Linked DNA regions of Homo sapiens: region 2 is linked to region 1. Evidence: chromatin contacts called from ENCODE Hi-C or POLR2A ChIA-PET data. All regions are on one chromosome and are shown on one strand. Each heading gives the region's core, a stretch centred on a gene start or an enhancer-like site at or near the end of the contact. The rest is flanking DNA. Distances are from core to core; before and after follow the strand shown. Region 1 holds the start of SPATA17 (spermatogenesis associated 17). Region 2 has its middle 66 kb from the start of WDR26.

Region 1 (7,602 bases), core at 647-3,146:
AGGTAAAAGAAGTTGAGAGAATCAATCACATTCTGATGTAGTCACCTACCCTACAAATCAATAGCACCCTAGGAAGAGCAGACCAATCTACATAGGACATTTTGTCTCCCTGACTTAACCAAGATAATGAACAGTGAAACATTAAGACAGGTATCCTTGAGAGGGAACTGTGGGGTGATGGACAAATCCATTATCTTGTTTTGTGTGGTGTTTACATAAGTATATGCAATTGCCAAAACTAATAAAATTAAGCCTGTAAAAATTGTGCATTTCATTCTATGCTAGTTATACCATTAAAAACTGGTTCATTTAAAAAATGCTCCCTACTTTTCTCACTGGAAAATGTAATAATTTACAAATAGTATAATCAAATCTATATTCACTATAAAATTAACTACAGGATGATCAGGTCCAACTAGAAATATTTTGGATAAGGTATTCTTTTAACTTTTCAGTGATAGGTGATGGAAAAGCAATTATCTGAGATCACAGACTACTAGAATTCCTCATGTTCTAATTTTTGCAGAATCTAGGAATGAACACGCACCATTTAGCCACATTTCTTTCACCTGTTGGTCAGAACTTTATGTTTGAGGATTTTCAATGGGAAATTGCTTGTTTGTGTCACTGGTTGTCTTATGTTATGTTTGGAGGAAAAGGGCTTGGGAGAAAAACAGGACAGATAATACAGAGTGTTCAACTAGAAATCCCCAAATCAGGATTCTAGCTCTAGGATTAAAATGTACAGGGCAACTTTGGACACGGTACTTGAATTTTCTGTGCTTGTGATATTCTGCTATCACAAGGCTGTCATAGGATAAAGTGTATTAATTTGTGGAAATACTTTGAAAAGTCAAAGCAATATATTATTCTAACATGATACCATAGACATAGTCAAGCCCCAAACTTAATCCTGACAGTTATAGGTTCTTGGAAAGCCCCCATACATATCTCACTTTAACTTGAATAGAATGTTCAAGAGGGTGGAAACAGGTAGGTTACCCTCTCTCTTTAAAAAAGGGGGTGAGAGGGTGATGTGTTTTCCACGATTGAACTTCCAGAACTCTAGATTTCTGGAATTTATCTTCCAAAAGACTTGGTATAATCTGGTAAATATTGAAAGAGGAGTGGGGAATAAGGCCCGGATTAAGATAAATTCTTCCTGTCCCTAGTGTTGTCAACAATCAATGAGGAGATGAATTGCTCCTGGAGTACAGGAAGCTTGACTTCTAAAATATTGTTAAACAAGCAATCAGAAAACATTTACTGTATTCTTTCACAAATCTTTGGCACACACCCAAGAGCTCCCTCAAACTGCGTGCATCCCAGGAATGAGTGAGAGCAAGGCCTAGATGTCTTCAGATCATCCATCACAGCTCCCTCCCGCCTCCATTCCAGGTCCAGCGGAGCGGCCTCGGGCAATCACACCCTTCCCTGACCTCCCCCTCCCCAGGGCCGCCAGCCTCACCAGCTGTTCCCGGCTGCTGGAGCTCCGATCGGTTGGCGCCCGGCGGCCCCGAACATTAACGACACCCGGGAGCCTGGCCTCGAAGCTCAGGCCCGTGAACAGACTCCAACTACAACAGCACCGGCGACTTCCAAAGAGCAGTTCAGCATTTTGAGATGAGCTTCCGGAAGCCGACAGGCGGCGGAAACCGGATGCCCGGAGCAACCATTAGTTCTCCGCGTTTACTGCTTTCCCCTTCCTATAATCCCCTCTTCCTACTCGCAGTAGAGACAGAGACAAATAAATTAAACTTTTGTGCTACACAGAAATTTCTTAATTCTCTTTTTAGTGCTCTTAAAGTCAAAGCAGCATGAGAGAAAAGAGGAGTGAACAAAAAGTCGAACCCCGGGAGTGAGCTATGGTTTAGCCCAGTTACCATGGAGACCGGTAGTAACACCAGTTGTAAACCCAAGGCCAAGAGACCATGGCCACGTTAGCCCGGCTGCAAGCTAGGTCGTCGACTGTAGGAAATCAGTACTACTTTAGGAACAGGTAAGTCAGGAAGAGAAGGATCGCGTAAAGGGCGGGCGTGACTTTATACCAGTTGTTCCTCAGCGGGAGTTTCCAATTAACGATTTAACGATTACCCTAATTCATTAAGTAGTACCCAATTCTTCCCTTAATGGGCTGCAAACATAATTGGGAGTTTCTGTTACCATACAACGAAATTCTAAATAGAGAGGGGCCGTAGATATTCAGTGTGAGATGATTTAAGGAAACTCCCAGCATAGATAAAATTGTAAAGTGCTTTTTTTCTTCGACATCACCACTCTGCAATTTGATGAAACCTATGTTCAATACCCTGACTGGGGGTCACCCTGACTCACTAGCCCAATGAACTCAGATTGTGTCCCATCTACCTAGGGATTTGAGCCTCCGTTATTTTACAAACATCACTAAACTCAATTGTTCTATGACTCATTCGCCTTTTTAAAATGAACGTATCTGCCGGGTGTGGTGGCTCACGCCTGTAATCCCAGCACTTTGGGAGGCCGAGGGGGGCGAATCACCTGAGGCCAGGAGTTCTAGACCAACCAGGACAACATGGTGAAACCCCGTCTCTATTAAAAATACAAAAACTAGCCGGGCATGGTGGCACATGCCTGTCATCCCAGCTAGTCCGGAGGCTGAGGCAGGAGAATCGCTTGAACCTGGGAGGCAGAGGTTGCAGTGACCCGACATTGTACCACTGCACTCCAGCCTGGGTGACAAATTAAGACCCTGTCTCAATAAATAAATAAATAAATATAAATAAAATAAAATAAAATGAAAGTGTCTAAACCATTCTGACACGGTAACTAGTACCAATATATTAATTAATAGATAACGGGTAAGAAAACCACTAGCAGTCTTCTTCATCTCCCTACAGCCAAACTTCTTGCCCAGGAAGAGTTTCATTTTAAAGAAGCATTGCCCCAGGAGTTTTTGTAACTTAAAAGAAACTGCAAAAAAGTGAATTAGACTATTATGGAATACAGTGACATGACAGACCAATGGAAAATATGTCAATGAGATAGGGTCTTGCTGAGCTGCTTTTATTCTAACGTTTATCTCACCTACTACATCATTATTTCACAACGTACCTCTCTTACAGCACTGATCACAATTCAATTTTACATTCTTTTATGAGATAATATCTATCTCCCCTCTTAAACTAGTAGCAGAGACAGTGTCTCTTATTTTGCTCACCATTATTTTTGTCTCCAACGTCTATGATAGCCCCATACAAATAATAGTAACACAATAATTGTTGAAGACTCACATTAATGAATTTTTCAATAAATCTGTAGCCCTGGTTTAAGTAAACATACTAACAATAGCTAAACATAGAAATTATCTATTTATTTAGAGTATGTGGCAGGTGCTGTATTTATGACATATATAAATGAAATAAGCCCCATCCATCATGATGTTCACATCCTTGTATGGAATATAGGCTTTTAAAAAATAATTACAATACTAGCTGGGCTCAGTGGCTCATGCCTGTAATCCCAGCACTTTGGGAGGCAGAGGCAGATGGATCACTTGAGGGCAGAAGTTCCAGACCAGACTGGCCAACATGGCAAAACCCTGTCTCTCCTAAAATTACAAAAATCAGCCAGGCATGGTGGTGCACGCCTGTAGTCCCAGCTACTCTGGAAGCTGAGGCAAGAGAATCAGTTGAACCCAGGAGGCAGAGGTTGTAGTGAGCCGAGATCGCAATACTGCACTCCAGCCTGGGCGACAGAGCAAGACTCTGTCTCAAATAAATAAATAAATAAATAAATAAATAAATAAATAATAACAACAATAGAGTAACATGGACAGAAAGGGAAACAACCAGTATTTTTTGAGGACTGATTATATATGAGGGATTGCACCAGGAACAACTACATATGATATTTCACTTGGTTATCACAATGTTATAAGTTAATGTAGAAATTATCTATTTATTAGATAATCTATATTTTTAGAGCTATAGAACAATGTTCTAGAAAAGCCTGATGAAGTGCCAAACAAACAATTAATTGGCCAGGCACAGTGGCTCAGGCCTGTAATCCCAGCACGTTGGGAGGCCAGGGCAGGCGGATGTCTTGAGGTCAATTATGAATTATCAGAGCCAACTAATCTAACTCTAAAACCTCCGCTGTTCACTGTCACTAAACAAAATTTTCTTCCCATTAAGCTGATTTAATTAAATTGCAACAAGCACCAAGATCCAGAGGTCCAAATGGCTTGAGTGTACTGTCCCAAATCCGTTAACATGTAGGGAACAGAGTTGTGGGAAACAATTTAAAGTCTCCTTGGTTTCTTTCAATGTCTTCTGTTTTCGTAACAAGGTACGGACAAAAAGGCTTCTTCCTAATGGCTAGCATCAGAATAACGCTGAAGCTGAAAGATGACTTGGTTGAGAAAATACATTCCTAAGTGTTTAGGTTAGTATCTGAGTCCTGTGAGGCCTGGAAGTCCAATGTGGAAACGAGAAGCTCCTCTGCCTAACAAAGAGGAAGGATCTGGAACTCCAAGAAGTGAGCAGCAAATACAGGAGGAGATTTTGAACTACAAAGAATAGGAGGAGTGTGGGTTGCCCGACTGACATAATACTCTGGAAAGTTGCTCCCACAGGGAATGTTTGGTGTGTGTTTATGTTTTGGCCAGCCCATCAAAGAGACTGAAAATTTTGTCCTGGACATAAGGTGAACAAAAGATAGTAGGCAGTTGTTGTAACTTCCCAGTGGGTTCACCTTGCCTGTTGCCTAGACAGAGCCAATTTATCAAGACGGCAATTGCAATAAAGAAAGAATAATTCACACAGACCCGGTTGTGTGGGAGACCAGAGTTTTATTGTTACTGAAATCTGTCTCCCTGAGCATTAGGGGATCAGAGTTTTTAAGTATGATTTGATGGGTTAGTGTGAGGCCAGTGAGTCAGGAGGGCTGATTGGTTGGGTCAGAGATGAAATCATAGAGGGTGGAACCTGTCTTCTTGCACTGAGTCAATTCTGGGGTGGGGGCCACAAGGTCAGAGCCAGTTTATCAATCTGGGTGGTGCCAGCTGATCCATCAAGTGCAGCATCTGCAAAATATCTCTAGCACTGATCTTAGGTTTTACAATACTGATATTATCCCCAGGAGCCATTTAGGGAGGGTCAGAATCTTATAGCCTCCAGCTGCGTGACTCCCAAACCATAATTTCTAATCTTTTAACTAATTTGTTATTCCAACAAAGGCAGTCTAGTCCCCAGGCAAGAAGGGGGTTTGCCTTGGGAAAGGCCTATTATCATCTTTGTTTTAAACTATAAACTAAGTTCCTGGCAAAGTTAGTTCAGCCTATGTCAGGAATGAACGAGGACAGCTTGAAGGTTAGAAGCAAGATGGAGTTGGTTAGGTCAGATCTCTTTCACTGTCTCAGTTACAGTTTTCCAGTGGCAGTTCCATTGTCACTTGACAGAGTATTGGCCTTTTTGTTGTTGTTGTTGTTGTTGTTGTTGTTGTTGTTGTTAACTTTCTCTAGTAATTCCTAGCTTCATTTCTGTTCTTCCAAACTATGAGATTTTCTTTGTGACTTATTGGTCATTTATACTATACACTACACTGTACTTTGTGGAGAAAAGAGTTCAGTATATGTTTATTGATCATGTTGTTCATTTTCCCCATATTCTTATTTAAATTTCATCAAATCTGTCAAATTCTAATAGGAATAAGTTAGAATGTTCCTCTTCCACTGTGTTTCTATAGTGTGGGTGAACCCAAAATATCTGAGACAGGCTTCAGTCAATTTAGAAAGTTTATTTTGCCAAGGTTAAGGATGCACCCATGACACAGCCTTAGGAAGCCCTGATGTCATGTGCCCAAGGCAGTCCAGGTACAGCTTGCTTTTATACATATGTATTATGGAGACATAATACATCCATCAATACAGGTAAGGTTTATATTAGTTCCACAAGGTGGGGGCCCTTTAGGTCTTAGGTAGATTTAAAAATTTTCTGGCCAGGCATGGTGGCTCACGCCTATAATCCCAGCACTTTGGGAGGCTGAGGTGGGTGGATCACTTGAGGTCAGGAGTTCCAGACCAGCCTGTCCAACATGGCAAAACCCTGTCGCTACTAAAAATACAAAAATTAGCCAGGGGTGGTGGTGCGCACCTGTAGTCCCAACTACTCGAGAGGCTGAGGCAGGAGAATCACTTGAACCCAGGAGGCAGAGGTTGAAGTGAGCCAAGGTCGGACCATTGCACTCCAGCCTGGGCAACAGAGCAAGACTCAAATTCTGATTGGCAAGTGGTTGAGTGAGTTATTATCAGTAGAAAGAAATGAGGAATGTCTGGGTTATGATAACGGGATTGGGGAGACCTGGTTTTTATCATTTTATCATGCAGATGAAGCCTCCAAGTTGCAAGCCTTAAAAAGAGTGGACTGACGCCGGGAGCAGTGGCTCAGGCTTGTAATCCCAGCACTTCGGGAGGCCAAGGCGAGCAGATCACGAGGTCAGGAATTCGAGACCAGCCTGGCCAACATGGAGAAACCCCGTCTCTACTAAAAATACAAAAATTAGCTGCATGGGGTGGTGGGCGCCTTTAATCCCAGCTAATCGGGAGGCTGAGGCAGGAGAATCACTTGAACCCTAGAGGTGGAGGTTGCAGTGAGCCGAGATCGTGCCAATGCACTCCAGCCTGGCGACAGAATGAGACTCCGTCTCAAAAAAAAAAAAAAAAAAAGGGTGTTTTCAGCAGAGGAGTGACATGATGTGACTTCTGTCTATAAAAACAATAAATAAAAAAGTAACCTTTGACTTTCAATGTCTTCAGTTTTGGTAACAAGGTAGGGACAGAAATGCTTCTTCCTAATGGCTAGCATCAGAATAATGCTGAAGTTGAAAGATGACTTTGTTGAGAAAATATATTCCTAAGTGGTTAGGACTAAGAGGATTATCCAAATTCAAGGACACTGAACAAAATTATTATTATTATTATTGACTTATTATTATTATTATCATTTTGAGAGGGAGTCTCGCTCTGTTGCCCAGGCTGGAGTGCAGTGGCGTGATCTCAGGTCACTGCACCTCTGCCTCCCAGGTTCAGCAGATTCTCCTGCTTCAGACTCCTGAGTAGCTGGGATTACAGGCACCTGCCACCACACCCAGCTAATTTTTTTTTCTTTTTTGCATTTTTAGTGAAGACGAGTTTTCGCTATGTTGGTCAGGCTGGTCTTGAACTCCTGGGCTCAAGCCATCTGCCCACCTCGGCCTCCCAAAGTGCTGGGATTACAGGCGTGAGCCACTGGGCCCAGCCCCTTTGACTTGTTTTTAAGTTGGATAAAGCATTTTGCTTTTATTTTTCCCATTTCTACTTTCTTCCTCCACTTCCATCTTTTAACTTTTTGGTGCCAGTTTTTGCTGAACAAAATTTAAATCAAATCTGCTTGTGTCAATGAAACAAGTAAATAACACTTAAAAATTTTTAAAACACATAAGTTTTTTAACAATATGTAAGAAGAAATCAGCCAGATATATGTAAAATCTTTTTTAATTGGCTTCGCTGAAGGGAAAAGTATATTGGAGAATACAGAGAAACCAGTGGCTGAGGAAGAGGGCAAGAAGTTCTCTAGAGACATGCTA
Region 2 (7,302 bases), core at 223-2,722, 6.9 Mb after region 1:
CCTATGTTTTCAGATATATAAAAACTCTAGGAATTCCCAAGGTAATTGAAAACATATGTCCACACAAAAACTTGTACAATAATGTTCATAGCAGCGTTATTCACAATAGCTGAAAGGGGGAAGCAACTCAAGTGTTCTTTGATGGATGAATGGATAAACAAAATGTGGTATATCCATACAATGGAATATTATGCAGCCATAAAAAGGAATGAAGTACTATTATATGCTACAACATGGATGACTCTTGAAAACATGCAGTGAAAGAAGCCAGTCACAAAAAAACTACATTTTATGATTCCATTAATATGAAATGTTCAAATAGGCAAATCTATAGAGACAGAAAGTAGAGGAGTGGTTGTCAGGGAGAGAGGCATAGGGAGGAATTGGGAGTGACTGCTAATAGGTACAAGATTTCTTCCTGGGGTGATGAAAATGTTCTAGAATTAGCTAGTGGTGATGTTTGCACAACATAGTGAATATACTAAAAACCACTGAACTGTATACTTTAACAAATGATAGATTTTATGTTTACTTTAAAAAATGATAGATTTTATGTTATGTGAATGATATGTTGATTTTTAAAGTCTAGGAATTAATCAATTATACTGTGATGGAATATGATATTTTAAGTCAGAAATTTACTTGTGGCATCATCTTCACTGTTCATCTGTAGAATCAGGAGAAGTGATGTTTCCTAGGTTGCTGTGAAGATTAGATAAGATAATGCATATGACAGACTTAGCTGCAAGAATATGGGTTGGGAACCCTTTGTTGTTATAGATGCATTTCTAAAGCAACTTTTTTTATGTGTTGCTGTTTGTTGGAGCCCTCCAGGAGGATCTTGGCACTGAGAGAAATCCCTAAACTAGAGTCATGGCTGAAGAGTGCTGAACACTTCCTGCACTGCTGGCTGTATGGTGGTCAGATGCTCCTGACTATGACCCTGCAGTGAAGCCCGGATCTGGGCAAAACTGAGAAGTAGTTGACACTTGCATCTCTTTCCTGACTGTCTTTTCTGGCCTGGTAGTCTTTTGGGTTATAATTCAGCATCTCTTCCATCTGCATGTCTCAAGTGATTAGTATTTTCCAAAGTGAGCTCATCACATTAATCATATTAGGGTATGAGCAGCCCTTTTAAGCTGTATTTGTATCTTACAGGAAGACCAGAAAAGCTCAGAAGGAGGAAGAATCTTCAGGCACTGTGCAAAGGGAGGGCAGGGAGAGGGGGAAGTTATTCTGCAGCAGCAGTGCCTTCCTGGGCATCCTGAAACCACCCTGATTCAGGGCCCATCTGGCCTCCTCATCTCAAGGCCAGTCTTGCTTGGCCTGTGCTCACTGCTGCCACTGCAATGCCATCTGGAAGAGAAAATCAGGACAATGGCTTCAGTTTCTTGCTCTCTTAGGATTAGGCTAACATGGAGGCCCCAGCAGCCCCAGCAAAAGCAGCAGTGATGGTGGTGGCGGTAGGGGTGTCATTAGCAACACTAATGAATCACTGCTGGGCCCGGTTCTCTTCTCTGACTCAGCTTGAAACTTCTTTCAGTTAACAGGAAGCCAGTAACCAGTAAAGTCAAAAGCTTATATGCAACTCTCTGGATTGGAAACCACTGGGGTGTTTTTTAAGCTTCTATTTCTAAAATAAGAAGGGAAACCAATGGACAGAAGCTTCCCTGTCTTCTTTGATGCAGATAAACTATGTTGGTAGAGGGTGATTGTGAGCTGGGGCCCTTGTTTCTTATGAAACTAAAAAATTCTACATGAGTTTACAAAAACAGGAAGCTGGCAGTGAAAGCTATTGGAATTATGTAAATGAAACAGTCAGTTTGGAATGCAGGTGGGAGTGTGCCTGTGGGAAAGAATGGAGAATGCATCAGAACACGGGCAGCCAGGTTACCATGCGCTGCTTCAGCACAGGGGAAGATGCGGGGGGCAAGGAACCTTCACTGCCCTGGCGTCATCAGCCCAGTGCTGCAACAGTGCAGCAGAAAGGGCAGCGGGGAAAGGCGACAGGAAGAGGAATCAAGACACTTACATTGCTCTAGGAGAGATTCGCATTTTTTTGTGGATCTGAGGATGGGAGCTCTGGGAGCTCTGGAGCCTCTTCCTGTCCGCAGGCACTGCAAAGCTTTAGCACACCAGTAGCTCCCCAGAGGGCTGGGAACCCATGCCAGGACTGGCACCCGCTCCGGGAAGGGGTGCTGGGAGTGCCATGATTTAGATCAGTGATTCACAAACTTTTGGTAGTGAAGACACTCCGTTAAAGCTTATTGTTTTGGGGTTGTATCCTACTCCCCGCCTTTTAAAAATGTTAGTTAAAAATTTAAATTAAAATGGACTTTGTTTTAAAATTAAAAATTTCCTGTTGTTTGAAGCTTCTATGACAACTGGGTAGCCTTCTGAGGTATTGTAATACAGTATTAGGATTTGGACTCTCTGCTGTATACACTAAGCTCTTAAGGGTGAAGGGCAGGCCATTGGTTCTGATAAGAAGAGAGGTTGCCATAGGTATCTCTGCTTTCTTACTCTTCCCCACTCCAGGCCATGTGGACATCTGGAGATATTTGATAAAATGTCCTTTACCAGCCGAGACTCATGACTAATCAATCGTTGTTTTTGTTGGTTTGCTTCTAATCCCTCTCCCTTCCAGTCTATCTTTCATCCTGCCATCAATTTCCTAAAACAGATTTGATGTGCCACCTCCCTCCTCAACAGTTTTCAATGGGATTTCCTACTGCCTGCATAAAGTCTAATGCCTTAGAATGGGGCAAGGAAAGCCTTTCATGATTTAACCCTCTAATACCTTTCTAGTTTCAATTTTTTATAACTCTCTATTTCGGGTCATTTTTTGAACATCAAGAAACTGAAAAGCATAGCTCAACTGCCTTATACAATACACGCCGTTATTTGCTTCTGGGACAAAAGAAGTCTAGAGTCAGCTGACTGGGCACTGTGGCTCACACCTGTAATCCCAGCACTTTGGGAGGCTGAGGCAGGAGGATCGCTTGAGGCCAGGAGTTCAAGACCAGCCTGGGCAACATAGCGACATCCTATCTCTACCAAAAAAAAAAAAAGAAAAAAGAAAAGAAAAAGAAATCTAGTGTCAGAGTGGGGCTTTGGGTAAGGCTCAACAATTCCCCAAGGATCTAATTCCTTTCTTTCTTTTTTCTTTTTTCTTTTTGAGACAGGATCTTACTGTGTCTCCTAGGCTGAAGTGTAGTGGCACAATCATGGCTCACTGTAGCCTTGACCTCCTGGGCTCAAGTGATCCTCCCACCTCAGCCTCCTTAGTAGCTGGGACTACAGGCCTGCACCATCAAGCCTGACTAATTAAAACAATTTTTTTTTTTTATAGAGATAGTGTCTCCTTATGTTGCTCAGACTGGTCTCTTGAACTCCTGGTCTCAAGTCATCCTCCCACCTCAGCCTCCCAAAGTGCTGTGATTACAAACTGAGCCACTGTGCCTGGCCACAATTTCTTCCTAATTCTCATGGTCCCAAAATGGTTGCCAGCAGCCTTCATCTCATGTCTCTAAAGAAAGAATGACTTGGCTGGTGCAACAGTTCATGCCTGTAATCCCAGCACTTTGGGAGGCCGAGGCAGGCAGATAGCTTGAACTCAGGAGTTGGAAACCAGCCTGGCCAACATGACGAAACTCTATCTCTACCAAAAATACAAAAACTTAGTCAGGCTTGGTGGCATGCATCTGTGGTCCCAGCTGCTTGGGAGGCTGAGGAGGGAGGATGGCTTGAACTCAGGGGGCGGAGGTTGCAGTGAGGCGAGATTGTGCCACTGCACTCCAACCTGCTGGGCGACAGAGTGAGACAAAAAAGCAAAGAAAAAAAAAAAAGAATGACTTTTCCCCAGCATTCATGACTGATCTTTAATCTGAGTAGACTTGTTTCTGACGTACATCTGCCCCTGCACCAACCCCAGTCGCCAGTGGGCTGGGATGTGCTGAGTGGCTACCTGCTGCACGATTTCCCTTGACCTCAAGACTCCCCACAATGCAGTGGATGCCTAAGTGGACAATGAGGCTGCTAGGATGGAAGAAGGGGGGCTGGAACCCGAGGAAGCAGCCGGCATCTGTGCATTCCACACACCCTGCACCATCACATCTCCATGCCTCCCCTTCTGCCACTTCCTGGAACCTACCATCTGCTTCCACTGATCAGAGCCCTGCTTATGCTTCAAAGCCTTGCTCGTGGGCCACCTCTGCTGCTGTGCCTCTTCTGTTCTGGAAACAGTAATCTTTTTTTTCATCTCTCTACTCTCTAAAGCATATCATGTTTCTATCTCATGTGCATTTACTAATTCTGCTTTGTTTTATGTCCACTTGTTTGTATATTTGACTCCTATATTGAACAGAAAGACACTTGAGGTAGGCGGAGTCATACTTTGTTCATTGTAGGGGTTTAAGAGTGTTGAATAAATGGTCATGGGCAATAATACTATCATTATTGAGAGCTTACTGGGTGAAAGGCACTTTGTAAAGAATTCTTCTCATAATTTTATTTAATCTCATTTAATCTTGACAACAGCACCATGAGGCAGATACTATTATTATTGTATCCAGTTTACAGATGAGGGTCCTGGAGCTTAGAGTGATATAAGCGAATTGCCCAAGGTCACATGCTCAGCAGACAGCAGCATAGGCTTGAACCTATATATATATATATATATATTTTTTTTTTTTAACCCCAGAGTTCATGTTCTTAATCATGATAATGTTTTATACAGAATTTTTTTTTTTTTTGGAGATGGAATCTCGCTCTGTCGCCCAGGCTGGAGTGCAGTGGCGCGATCTCGGCTCACTACAACCTCCGTCTCCCAGGTTCAAGCGATTTTCCTGTCTCAGCCTCTGGAGTAGCTGGGATTACAGGTGCGTGCCACCACGCCCAGCTAATTTTTTGTATTTTAGTAGAGACGGGGTTTTACTGTGTTGCCCAGGCTGGTCTCAAACTCCTGAGCTCAGGCAATCCACCTGCCTCGGCCTCCCAAAGTGCTAGGATTACAGGCGTGAGCCACTGCTTTATACAGAAATTTGTTTGTGACCAGCTACTTTCCTGGAAGAGGGGTCCCTGTTGGAGATGATTCTGTGGTGAGGAGGCTGGAGGAAGGTAGGGTGGAGGGGCAGAGGACCTGGAGGCTTCATGAGCAACTGGAGGGAGGTGCTGAAGAATGTGGGGAGGGCAGGTGAGCAGAGGATCCTCTGGGCCTTGTTCAGAATGGTTTGCCCAGAGGGGTCTTCCCTGAGGATACCACTTGTGGGCAGAACCCAGGAGTGCTGCAGATACGGCTCCCGGAGAGTGAAGCCCTGGTTTTCTTGGGGTCCTCAGAAACAGAGGGAATCAAGTCACTTTACTGGCCCAAGGGAATGGAAATTAGGGGCCGAAACAAACATCTACTGGGATAAAATAAGTGGTGTGAGTGAGATTGCAGCCAGAAATGATCTCTGTGAACGTAGCTGGTCAGCAGAAGTATCTCGTGATAGAGACTCCATGTGGACAGCATGGAGGAAAGAGGAGAAGGGCAGCCTTTGGAGCCGAAAGCCCAGCTCTCCTGAAAGGCACAGCCATGGAGCAAGAGCCGAAAGCCTTTTATTTGGAGGCTGGCCTATTTCTTTATCGCTAAACCCACTTTGCCTGTTTCCAGAGCCTCCTGGCTTGCATGAGCAGAACGAACAGCCTTCCTCCTGGTCTAGGCACTCTTGCACCAGTGTAACCTGCAGCGTGGGGAGGTGGATTGCCATTCCACCTCTAGAGTTAGGGAGGGCGGGGCCCGTGCCAGGGGAATGGAGTCCAGTAATTACTGAGCAACCCCCCTGCTTACATTCCCTGCCGAGTTCTACATAAACAATCAGCTGAAAAGACTGTCCCCTTTTCATAGTTTTCACCGCTGGGTGTTTTCAGAAGCAATTTAAACACTGGCAAACATAAAGGGAAGCTTTTATCCCTTCTCTAACCACTGAAAGGAAGCCGTGGATTTAAACACCATATGAATGGTGGGGAACAGAGCCCAGAGACATAAAAGGTGGAGGGAAGGGTGAGATGTTGAAAGCCTGTGAGTTGACAGGGGGTAGAACACAGGCTAAGGTGATGGGATCGGAGCTTTGGAGGGTGAGGGAGGAGGAGGAGGGAAGAAACAGCTGGGTGCCAACCCCAGAAGGGCAGAAGGAAGGCAAACAGCTCTCCCGGGGAGGGAGGGAGGGAGGGAGGTGGGGGCAGGGGCGGAGGAAACCTGGGAGACTTCTGCACGGATGAAGTCACCACCTTTTTGGGAGGAGGATGAGAAAGAAGATGGCCTTTAGTTTGTATTCAAATCCAATACACTATTTAGAACACAATGTACTAAATGTCATATACAATTTAATTGTGTGTAATTAAAATTCCTATCAGCTAGGGAGAGCCTGAGGCACGGGTGCTGCACTTGCTGAAAGCCAGGACCGCAGAGTGTTCCACATCTCCTTCCCTTGTCGGTCTTTTGGCCCTAATTCCTCTCTGTCTTTTCCTCCCTTGCTTCTGTCTTTGTTCCTCTTGTCTCTGTCACCCTCCCCCCTCTTATTTCCTTCTTCCTCCTGTTTTGACCCCACAGGCAGCCTGGACTCTCACTCTGAAACAGCCAGGTGGCTCCCCTGCAGGAGGAGGGCTGTCGCTGCTGTCTGCAACCCCACCGGGCCTCCCAGAGCCGAGGTGACAGCCTGGGCCTCGGGGAAGCCCGTGTCTCATGGGCGGTTGTCCAGCTGCTCAGGCCTGCACAGGGGCGGGTCCCCTCCTAATCTTATCCTCACACAACCCTGGCAACCGCACAGGGCTGCCTGGTGTTTAGCAAGGGGAGGTGGAGTGTGGTCCTCCCCCAGGAGAGGCAGCAGGCGACTTCCCTATTGAAAACACAGCTGTGGCAAGGGAGATAGACAGGAAACCCGACCCAGCCCTCTGGCAGGGATTGCCGTGGGAGTGCCAACTACTGTGGAATAACAGGCCCAGCCCTGCAGGCTCGGGCACGCTGTGCTGTAGGCCACAGCAACCACAGGCTCTGAGGCCTCTGGCCGCTCCAGGAGGGAGGGGTGCCGGGACAGAGACGCCCTCAGGCCTGGGAAGGCAAACTTGGAGGTGGGGTGGAGGGGACTTGAGGACTGGGTGATAAAACCTGGTTTAGTTATTAGTGGAGTTAAATTATTCATTTCCTTGCTCCCTTTAAGTCTCAGTTTCTTCATCTGAAAAATGGATACAGTACTTGCCCTACTTACTTAAACAGGCTGTTTTGAGGACTGTATGGATGATGCCTTCCCGAGTTAGACCTAG

The links. Hi-C counts contacts between places; a loop is a spot of excess contacts on that map. ChIA-PET counts read pairs that join two places held with the same protein, here RNA polymerase II (POLR2A). Pooled maps may share reads with other maps.
Region 2: a pooled map shows a loop between it and region 1 (8-fold over the local background). The contact joins the enhancer-like site here to the promoter of SPATA17 in region 1. A Hi-C loop is called at or near these places in 1 of 37 single-sample maps with no recorded cell type and 3 of 50 pooled maps. POLR2A ChIA-PET finds 5 or more read pairs at or near these places in 1 of 52 experiments (endothelial cell of umbilical vein).

Annotation. Positions count from the first base shown.
Region 1 is chr1:217,629,448-217,637,049 of GRCh38, forward strand. It overlaps SPATA17 (spermatogenesis associated 17), which reads left to right and starts at 1,897. Exons shown (of 11, transcript NM_138796.4): 1 at 1,897-1,999. The coding sequence starts at 1,932. GPATCH2 (G-patch domain containing 2) reads right to left here and starts at 1,643. Exons shown (of 10, transcript NM_018040.5): 1 at 1,469-1,643. The coding sequence starts at 1,524. RefSeq lists enhancers at 1,582-1,651, 1,682-1,921.
Region 2 is chr1:224,496,844-224,504,145 of GRCh38, forward strand. It overlaps a transcript of CNIH3 not described here. Among named protein-coding and RNA genes, the nearest start is that of WDR26, 66 kb to the left of the region's middle. RefSeq lists enhancers at 962-1,491, 1,217-1,416, 1,492-2,023, 3,399-3,899, 3,900-4,400. Within about 2 kb of position 1,473, at least 30 of the 41 ENCODE cell types and tissues checked have a DNase peak (open chromatin) inside an H3K27ac peak, as active enhancers do; they include endothelial cell of umbilical vein, where a contact is called at or near this core.